2 separate regions of the Mus musculus genome follow, and region 2 is linked to region 1. Evidence: chromatin contacts called from ENCODE Hi-C or POLR2A ChIA-PET data. All regions are on one chromosome and are shown on one strand. Each heading gives the region's core, a stretch centred on a gene start or an enhancer-like site at or near the end of the contact. The rest is flanking DNA. Distances are from core to core; before and after follow the strand shown.

Region 1 (4,663 bases), core at 752-3,251:
AAACTATCTATAACTCCAGTTCCAGGAGATTCAGTGCCCTCTTTGACAGACTCCTGTATGCATGTGGTGCATAGACAGACATACAGGCACCCACATGTACACATAAAGTGCATAATAAATATACAAAGGGTCACATCCTCTGAAGGGTCTAGACTAAGAGCTAGGTAGGGTAACAGCAGCTTTTAGATTTTAGCTAAAAAAAAACTAACTTAGGCCAGGCAGTGGTGGTGCACGCCTTTAATCCCAGCACTTGGGAGGCAGAGGCTGGTGGATTTCTGAGTTCGAGGTCAGCCTGGTCTACAGAGTGAGTTCCAGGACAGCCAGGGCTATACAGAGAAACCCTGTCTCGAAAAACCAAACCAAACCAAACCAAACCAAACAAACCAAAAAACAAAAACTAACTTAGGATCAACGATTCTGCCCACTAAAGGGTTCTACGAATGCTTTTGGAGCTGAATACATCAAGCCAGAGTGTGTAGAGACCCTATGTATAGAATTGGCGAAGGAATGTTCTAGAATCCCCAGACCTAGAGCCATTTCTTGCCGCCTGAACCCAACCTGGATTCTTGTTCTGCTCTGGTAGACTGCTCCTGATGGCTGGAAGAATTCTGTTCGCCATAACCTGTCCCTCAACAAGTGCTTTGAGAAGGTGGAGAATAAATCCGGAAGTTCCTCTCGAAAGGGCTGTCTGTGGGCCCTCAATCCTTCCAAAATCGACAAGATGCAGGAAGAACTGCAGAAGTGGAAGAGGAAAGACCCCATTGCTGTGCGCAAAAGCATGGCCAAACCAGGTGAGGCTGTCAGGCCTGTGTGAGAAAGGCCAAGGGACCTGGGTACCAGAATGAAGAAGAGCAGAGCCTGGGGAGAGAGGGATACAGGGAGGGGGGTCTGGGCTGGGAGGCTACAAAGGAGAGAGGCCTCATGGTGTTTTCTTTTGGGCCTTTGCAGAAGAGCTGGACAGCCTCATTGGAGACAAAAGGGAAAAACTGGGCTCTCCGCTGCTGGGCTGTCCACCCCCTGGGCTGGCAGGCCCAGGTCCCATCCGGCCCATGGCACCATCAGCTGGTCTTTCCCAGCCTCTGCACCCAATGCATCCAGCTCCAGGCCCCATGCCTGGCAAGAACCCCCTGCAGGACCTACTGGGTGGCCATGCTCCCTCCTGCTATGGGCAGACCTACCCACACCTTTCCCCCAGCCTGGCCCCTTCTGGACACCAGCAGCCATTGTTCCCACAGCCAGATGGGCATCTTGAGCTGCAGGCCCAGCCAGGCACCCCCCAGGACTCACCTCTACCTGCCCACACACCACCCAGCCACGGTGCCAAGCTGATGGCTGAGCCTTCCTCAGCCAGGACCATGCACGATACTCTACTGCCAGATGGAGACCTTGGGACTGACCTGGATGCTATCAACCCTTCTCTCACTGACTTCGACTTCCAGGGTGAGCTGGGAGCTGGGAGCTGGGAAGGGTGGGACAGGACTAGAGAGGTGCTCTTGGCTGCGTGGCCTAGCCTCTTCATGTCTCTAGGCTGCCACCTGCTGGCTCCTGAGTTTCTTGTCACCTGAGGCGGATGACTAGGAATGTTAAATTCGCATTTGCTCCCTGCCCTCCAGATCATGAGCTAAAAGGCTCTTTCCCCCATCTCCCCCCTCCTGGTACTCTGATCATGTACCAGATGGCTTCATCATCAAACCGCTCATCTGACAAAGCTGGGAAAAGCCGGAAGTTCCATTGGTGTACTTGACTGTGAGGGACTGGGAGGCTAAACGTTCCAAAATCATTTGCGTTTTATCAGAATTTAGCTTTCACTTCAGGAGACAGACTTTCTATGGAATGGAAGACCTCAGAGCTAAGCATGTCCTAGAGAGATTTGAGGGTACAAGCCCAGAGAGGTGAATCTTTACATTCTCCTCCATCTTGCCCGCTCCATCCTACAGGCAGCCAAGCCCCACCCTCTACCCTTCTAAGCCCCGCCCCTTCCCGTTTGAACTGTAGTGTACCGAGCAAGCCTTTTTGGAGGAGGCTGTTGATCTATACCTTAGACTGTTAGAAATAAACTTCACATAGACCTTCATTCCAGACCTGCTGCGGCTGCAGAGAACAGGCGGCTGCAGAGGAGGCTATGTGGACGTGGGATACTATAAATTCTATCAGAAGGCTAGAGATGTGGGTAGGGGGTAAAGCGTTTGCCTAGCATGCACCAATCCTTAGTTAGGGTCAATACCCCAGCATCACAAAACCCTTAATTAATACCCACTCAAGCTCCTACTGAGTACCAGGCATCTTGCAAACAGCTTTACATATGTTCTTCCCATCTGGACCTAGCAAACAATACTATACAGAGAGATACATCCACTCAAGGTCGCTGGGCCAGAAAGAAGGAGTTGAACCCAGGTGGCCAAGAGCAGCCAGCGTTGTCAGGTCTCTTTCTCCACCCTGCGGTGATGATGTTCCAGGCAGCGACTCCAGTCACTGGCCTGCCACGCGGCAGGTCACACGACCCTAGGAGGAACTCAGTGACAGCACTGTTTGTTCCTCAGAGTCAAGTGTCCTTTCTGGTTCTATCCCTGTACCTTGGGTCCTGTGAGGGGGCGGGGAGGAGGGTCTAGGGAGCCAGACCTGTGTACCTCATCAAGTTCGGTGGTGCACTGTGGGAAGACTGTAGGCGGCAAATCAACCTTTGGGAACCAAGGCAGAAGCCTGAGTGAAGAGGTTCAGGGGGGCCTCTAGGCCGCTTCCAAGAAGAGCTTTGCAACAACCTTCAAATGGGCAAATCCTTAACCTTAATCTAGTACCCTGTTCTTCTCGAAGAGGCCCAGAGGTTACCTGCAACTATGGCAGTGGTTCTCAACCTCTGGGTCGCGACCCCGATGGAAAGTCTGATGACCCTTTCATAGGGGTCGCCTGCATCTATGGCTTTTACACCGTGCTACCTTGGAGCTCGGAGCTGGACTCTGAGGCTCAGGAAAAAAAAAAAAAAGTTCAGTGATTACTTGAGGTCCCAGAGTGGATGCCAAGATAGGCTTCCAGTCCGCATCACCAGACTCCTGTTCTCTGAGGCTTCTGAGGTACTTGGGTGGGAGACAGACTGGGCTTAACTCTCTATGGCCTGCCAATGATGAGGCTTCTTCCCTCTCCCCGACTAGGAAATCTGTGGGAGCAGCTGAAGGATGACAGCTTGGCCCTGGACCCCCTCGTATTGGTGACCTCGTCGCCGACGTCATCCTCCATGTTGCCACCCCCACCAGCAGCCCATTGCTTCCCCCCAGGGCCTTGTCTGGCAGAAACAGGCAATGAGGCAGGTGAACTGGCACCTCCAGGCAGCGGCGGCTCCGGTGCTCTGGGAGACATGCACCTCAGCACTCTCTACTCCGCCTTTGTGGAACTGGAGTCCACGCCCTCCTCAGCAGCTGCCGGCCCTGCCGTGTACCTCAGTCCCGGCTCAAAGCCATTGGCTCTGGCTTGAGCTATGCCCAACATCAGCTGCGGCCTTTGCCTAGCTGGCTGCCCCATATTGGGCTCACCTTAAAGGTCAAAGAAGGAAAACACTACCTGTCTCCTATGCCACTCAGCCAACTTATTTGTTAGCCAGAAGTTGGGGGCATCCATCTAGGATGCTACCTGGTGGACCCGCATCTCACACGGGGCCCCCAGCAAGGAAAGTGTCGGAAAAGAAGCAACAGCGCGCCCCCTAGCGCCAGCTCACTCGAACTTCAGCTCTCGAGCGTGAACTCAAGCTCTACACACCTGCTCATCATGTGCCTTACACTCAGAGGAAGCCTTGGGTCACAGAGTCTGATTTGATTTCTGGGGCAGCTGAGAGCTAAAAGCTTTAGTTAGCAAAGCTCAGGGCCAGTGTGACAGGTCAAAGATCACCCCTCCAAACCTCATCCCAATCCCCATGTGCTCTACAGACTTGGCCCTCTCCCAGAAATCTCTATTTATTCTCCCATCTTACACCCTTAAAGCCTACAGGGGCTCCTCCCGTATGACCTGTGAACCCCTTAGGGAGACAACTACTTCATAGAATTTATCTATACATCTTCAGTATATACTCTGGTTGGCCATCTCCAAGGTGACACACAGAAGGGGCAGCATCTACCCTGGGACCAAACTGAGCCCAAATCCAACACAACATGTTTGGAAAAAAAAAAAAAAACTTGTCCTCAGAAACTTGAACCCCCTCTCTTAGTCTCAGCCACAGGAAAGGCCCCCTTCAGGTTGCCAAGTCTCACTCTTTCTCAATGAGAGGTTCATATAGTTCAAGCCCCAGCCTATTGGATGCGGTCAACTGTCTTAAGCATCCTGAGTAACTAGGGTTTGCAACCCGCTACAGGATGATGTGTGTGTGTGTGTGTGTGTGTGTGTGTGTGATACCCCCCCACACACACACACACATACACACACCTGCATAGCAGACTTGGGGCTCCCAGGGAGCCGGCAGAATGTCCGTGGAGCTGAGCTGTGACTCAGATGCCCACCATGACCCACCAAATGGGATCCCCAGCTTTCCCAGGGCCTGAGGGCAACCAGAACCTCCATAGGTTGTCCCCAAGCTCACACGAGGGTGGGCGGATCCCTCAGTCATCTACCATTGTCCCCTGTCCTGGAACAATAAAGTAAGCGCCTGATGGTTGCAACTACTGAGCCTTCGTTTTTTGGG
Region 2 (5,371 bases), core at 2,454-4,953, 62 kb before region 1:
GCCCTCTCCAGGAAGCTCTATAGACAAAGCACAAGGCAGGAATGTCCTGGGTCTGACATTCCTCTGAGATAGGACCCAAGGCTGTATATCTCAGGTAAGGCCTCAGCAAAGACTGTAGGAAGGCTGCTTTCCTGCTTGCACTGTTTGCAGTCCATCAGGAGTCATGCACTATTTACTGAAGGAGGCCATGGGGTAGGGCTGGGAAAAATGAACAAGGCCTTGCAGAGTAGGACACTGGCTTGGTTGCTGGGCAGGGAGTAAGTTCTTGCAATGTGTGTGGCAGCTAGAAGCTTCCCGTTAGCCTTGGGACTCTGATTTTGAAATAAATTAATAATGGGGTTGGGTTGCCTGTATGCTGCTGATCCAATCATTTGTCCAGCACTGAATTTCAGCATCAGGGATGGGACTAGAGAGACGGCTCAGTAGTTAAGAGCACCGGCGGCTCTTGCAGAGGGCCTGGATTCAGTTCACAACCATCCATAACTCCAGTTCCAGGGAACCTGATGCTCTTGTCTGACCTCCACAAGCACCGTGAACTTAGTACACAGAAATACACCCTGCAAAACCCTCATACTCGTGAAATAAATAAGTCTAAAATAAATTTGTTTTTAAAAGAACAGCAGCCGGGCAATGGTGGTGCACGCCTTTAATCCCAGCACTTGGGAGGCAGAGGCAGGCAGATTTCTGAGTTCAAAGCCAGCTTGGTCTACAGAGTGGGACCAGGCTATACAGAGAAACCCTGTCTTGAAAAACCAAAAAAAGAAAAAAAGAAAAAAAAGAACAGCAGCAGCAAAGCTGGGGAGATGGCAAGATGGCTTCGCTGATAAACTGCTTGCCACAAAACCATGAAGACTTGAGTTCAACCCTGGCACCCATGTAAATTATCATCATCATCATCGTCATCGTCGTCACCATCATCTGAATTCAACAGGAGGCCTCTATAACCCCAGTCCCAGCATTGCAGGTAGAGATAGGAGGACCTCGGGGACCCACTGGCCAGCTAGACTAGCTGAATAGTGAGCTCTAGACTGTCTCTAAAACCAAGATGGACAGCTGCTAAGGAATGACATCTTATGTTGATCTCTGTTCACATGTGTGTGAGCACTCACATCTACCTTTACATGTATATATGCACATGTACACACATGCACGTATAAACACACACACACACTCGCACACACACACACATACACACCAAAAGAAAATGAGGTGGAGTAGGAGGAGGAGGAGAAGGCAGAGGATCAACCAAGGCCAGCAAAGTCCATGGCACAGAAGAGGATTATTGGCAGCAGCCAGAAAACAGTAGCCAGCTATTTTGGAAATGCTGAGTTTTGTCCCAGCTTTACCAAAGTAGTCCAGAGCAATGGAGGGTGAGCCAAGGGCAGTACTGGAAATGAGCCCAGCTTCACAGATTCACGTGCTATGACAAGCCATGCCTGTGCTCTATGCTTTAGGAGTGTGGAGGAGAATCGGGATGTGGTTTATAAGCAGTAAATGTTGCTCTTGGGGGAAGAGAATCCAGCCTGGTGGCAGCAGTGGCTCCTCCAGAGCCCTGGGCCATGGGAGAGGCTTTCTTCTAGAGAAACTAGAATTGGGTATTGTCCTGTGTGTCTGAAACTCTTTGTCTTCCATCTTCCTGCCTCTTGCTCACTTCAGTAGCTCTGTGGGAGTAAAGGCTGGGAGCTGCCTGCTGTTTGTTTAACTTCCCATCCTGTCTGGCTCTGCCACCTAGACCCATGCACACGGCTGCAACCATTCTGCAAAGCGTTGAGGGTCTCTCACTCAGACCCCTCACTGGAGCCAGGAGTGCGTGGGTGTCCTAACAGCCTGACAAGGTGAGTGACAGCTGTCAGTCCTATCCTGGGAGGGGCAGCTTCCAACCAAGGAGCCTTTCTGTTTGTTTGTTTGTTTGTTTGTTTGTTTTGTTTTGTTTTGTTTTTCGAGACAGGGTTTCTCTGGATAGCCCTGGCTGTCCTGGAACTCACTCTGTAGACCAGGCTGGCCTCGAACTCAGAAATCCGCCTGCCTCTGCCTCCCAAGTGCTGGGATTAAAGGCGTGCACCACCACGCCCGGCTCCAAGGAGCCTTTCTGTCCTCAGCCCTATACATCTTTGTCAGACTGTGTTCCCACCTGAAAGGTCTCTCTGGCACCCTTCCTTCTTACCCTGGCACCCACAGATCACACTGTGATAATATCAGAGACACCCATCAAACACCTGCTGCATTCAGTATAGGGCCAGGAGGGGCAAGAGCACCTGAGAGACTGTTTCCAAGTAGGTACTCCAAGCTGGGTGTGGTGGCGCACGCCTTTAATCCCAGCACAGCAGAGGCAGGCAGATTTCTAAGTTTGAGGCCAGCCTGGTCTACAGAGTGAGTTCCAGGACAGCCAGGACTATACAGAGAAACCCTGTCTCAGAAAAAAAAAAAAAAAAAAAGAAAAGAAAAGAAAAGAAAAGAAAAGAAAAGAAGAGAAAAAGCCAAAAACAAAAAACAAACCAAGTAGGTATTCCACACCACACTCTGCACCCCGGTCCCCAGCAGCACATACATCAGCCTGCCCGACACCCTCTCGGTCCCACTCTGCCCTCCTCCTGCCTATGACTCCAATCTAGAGCCGGGACACACACAGGCTCTCCTCCAGGCATCTTTTTTGGGGTGTCTCCAGTGCTCTCTCCCCAAGCTTCCACCCTGGGTTGGCATCCACATCAGGGCACTCACAGAACATGTTTGAAGTCTACCCAGCTCTGTGTTCAGGTCTCAGTTTCCCCACTTGTAAAGTGGAACTGTAACACCTAGTGTTTTGTGCGGTCAATGAAACAGTACACAGTCCAGCTTGGACTAAATGCTGGGAACATCACACCCCACCTATGTATGGCCTTTTAATTTCTGTATCCTTAGCACCAAATGCTGCCCATGATTGGTGCCAAAGGTTTGTTGGGTGGATGACAGGTATGAGGAATGGCTGAGTATGTAAATAGCGTATGAAGCAATATTTGCTGTTTTTCCATGGCAGTCAAGAGGTGGGGACCAGGAAGATTCTGAAAAAAAAATAATAATCTTTATTGTCTACCTACCACACATCGATGCTCAACATATACAGGAAAGGATTACTGCAGAATGAGGAAGCGGCCAGTGGCCAGGTCAAGTCAGTGGGTCAGTCTTGTGCTAAGGGTATGAAGAACTTGTGACTTTGACAGATTCCCTGATACCTAGCAGGAGGGGGCAAGTTTGTGGTTGGCTGGCCAGTTGCCCCCAGGCCTCCCAGTAGGGATCTTGGGCTTTAAAATTCCCAAGGATGGGATGCCTGGGTAGTCAGGATAGGGGTAACGCCCAGCTCCAAGGGTCATGTGTCAACTGCTCAGCTGAGAACTTGGCTTTGGGGAAATCAAAGGCGAGAGGTGGGCTGGCCTGGAAAGAGAGCTTAGCTCCTGCTCTGCACAGCCCCGACTCCAAGTCCGGTTCCCCCGGCAGTCTCTGTGTCCAGAAGGAGTGAAATCTGGGCTGCTTTCCTCCAGTAACCCGAAGCTTTTATTTCTTGTCTTTACCCTCCCTGGCTCCCGCTAAGTCTTCCTGGTTGTTACTCCTCCCGCAGGTCCCTCCTCCTTACTCCCACCTCCTGATTCCAAAAACACTCTGATTGCCAGGGTGGGTCAATGGTTAACACTCCTCTGGCTTTATATAAGCTGCCCCAGGCCACCTGCTGTGCGCTACACCTTCAGTCTTTTTCGTAGCTCCTGGAAGCAGCTGCCGGGACAGGCTGGTCCTCACCATGGCCACCTGCTGGCAGGCACTATGGGCCTATCGCTCCTACCTGATTGTGCTATGTCTGCCCATTTTCCTGTTGCCTCTGCCACTCATTGTCCAAACTAAGGTAAGGACTGGTGGGTCTCATTCAGTATAAGTGACTCAAGGGGTGACGTCAGGGTCAAAGTGGGGCATCCTTAGGTTTTCCTTTTCACCTCCCTTCCCCAGAAAGTGAAGCCACCACCTCCTGGTCTTTCTGAGAGCCAAGGGTGGTTTCCGCAGGGCACTTTGGAGCCTGCTGGTTTGTGGTCAGAAAGCCAATTGCATAAAGGAAATGCAGCCGACAGATGAGTTTATCTGACTATTGTGTGCCCATTAGCGCTGAGCTCAGTGCCAGCCAGGGACAGGAAGAGCCAAGTGGGTAACTAGCTTTTGAGAGGATAAGTAGGAGAGAGCTGGCCTCAGGCAGCTGTGCCCTCGAAGATAAAACTAAGATAAATGACTCACCTGCAGTCTCACGGGTGGCCACTGAGGGGGACCCCTTTCAGTGTGCACAGCCAGAGCACAAGGTGCCTGCCTCCTTCCCATCTCAAGAGGTTATTCACTTGAAACCCCACCCCCCACCCGCGCCTGTGACGGGCATCGAGGGATTCTGTGCTTCATCTTATGAGCCAGGTCCCACTGTCCCATTTTGCAGATGGGGAAAAGGAAGGTAAGTCAGTTATTCAAAGTCCCAGGACAGAACTTGGTGCCTTGGAGCTTGGTTTCTATGTCCTTTGTGGTTTCTCTGTAAGAAAATTAACATTAAATCCGGGTGTGGTGGCACACGCCTTTAAAATACCAGCACTCAGAAGCAGAGACAGGCAGATCTTTGAGTTCAAGGACAGCCCTGGCTACGTAGAGAGACCGTGTCTGGAGGAGGAGGGGCATTATATGACAAATTTAAAATTAGCTTGGAGGTCTGGAGATACAACCCAATCAATGGTAAGGTTTTTGTCTGTCTTGTGCAAGATCTGGGGTTTAATAATCCCTAGCACCATCAAAACTAACAAAAACACAGACAAAAAAAAAATCCCTAAATTTTAGCTAGGTTAGTGGTGGTGCACAACTTCAAACCCAAAATTTAGGAGGCAGAGGCAGGTGGATCCCTGTGAATTCTAGGTCATCCTGGTCTACAGAGTGAATTCCAGGACAGCTAGGGCTACATAGAGAAACCTTGTCTCGGGGGATGGGGGTGGGGGTGGGGGGAATCCCTAGATTTGAATGAAAGTATCCTAGAGCTTTGGGAAAGGAAGCTCCAAGAGGGATTCAGACCTCAGCCTCAAAGTCTAGCTGCCTCTGCAAAGGACATGGATGGGTGGGGGCAGAACTAGCGGTGTGGCTGTCTCCAAAACTGACACTGAATCTTGGCCATGGACCATCCCACGCCCCTGGTTCTGCCCAATGAGCCACTACTTGTTGCTACAGATAGGGGAAATCAATCCAGGAAGGCCTTGGGTTTGCGTTATCTCTGAGGGAGAAGGCTCAGGATACGGTCCCCAACACTTGCCCAGTGATAAGGCCAGACTGATTTTGGAGATAACCTTTCTCAGACAAGTGGCGTCTCTAAGCGGGGGATTGCTCAGAT

Evidence for each region. Hi-C counts contacts between places; a loop is a spot of excess contacts on that map. ChIA-PET counts read pairs that join two places held with the same protein, here RNA polymerase II (POLR2A).
Region 2: POLR2A ChIA-PET joins it to region 1 with 12 read pairs in embryonic stem cell. The contact joins the promoter of Slc13a2 here to the enhancer-like site in region 1. A Hi-C loop is called at or near these places in 2 of 37 maps with a recorded cell type or tissue (left cerebral cortex and regulatory T cell). POLR2A ChIA-PET finds 5 or more read pairs at or near these places in 4 of 5 experiments (Patski and embryonic stem cell).

The regions. Positions count from the first base shown.
Region 1 is chr11:78,357,554-78,362,216 of GRCm38, reverse strand. Foxn1 (forkhead box N1) reads left to right here. Exons shown (of 9, transcript NM_008238.2): 7 at 584-791; 8 at 949-1,440; 9 at 3,147-4,640. The coding sequence ends at 3,466. Among named protein-coding and RNA genes, the nearest start is that of Gm30367, 13 kb to the left of the region's middle. Within about 2 kb of position 2,001, at least 1 of the 3 ENCODE cell types and tissues checked has a DNase peak (open chromatin) inside an H3K27ac peak, as active enhancers do.
Region 2 is chr11:78,420,566-78,425,936 of GRCm38, reverse strand. It overlaps Slc13a2 (solute carrier family 13 (sodium-dependent dicarboxylate transporter), member 2), which reads left to right and starts at 3,703. Exons shown (of 12, transcript NM_022411.4): 1 at 3,703-3,871. The coding sequence starts at 3,770.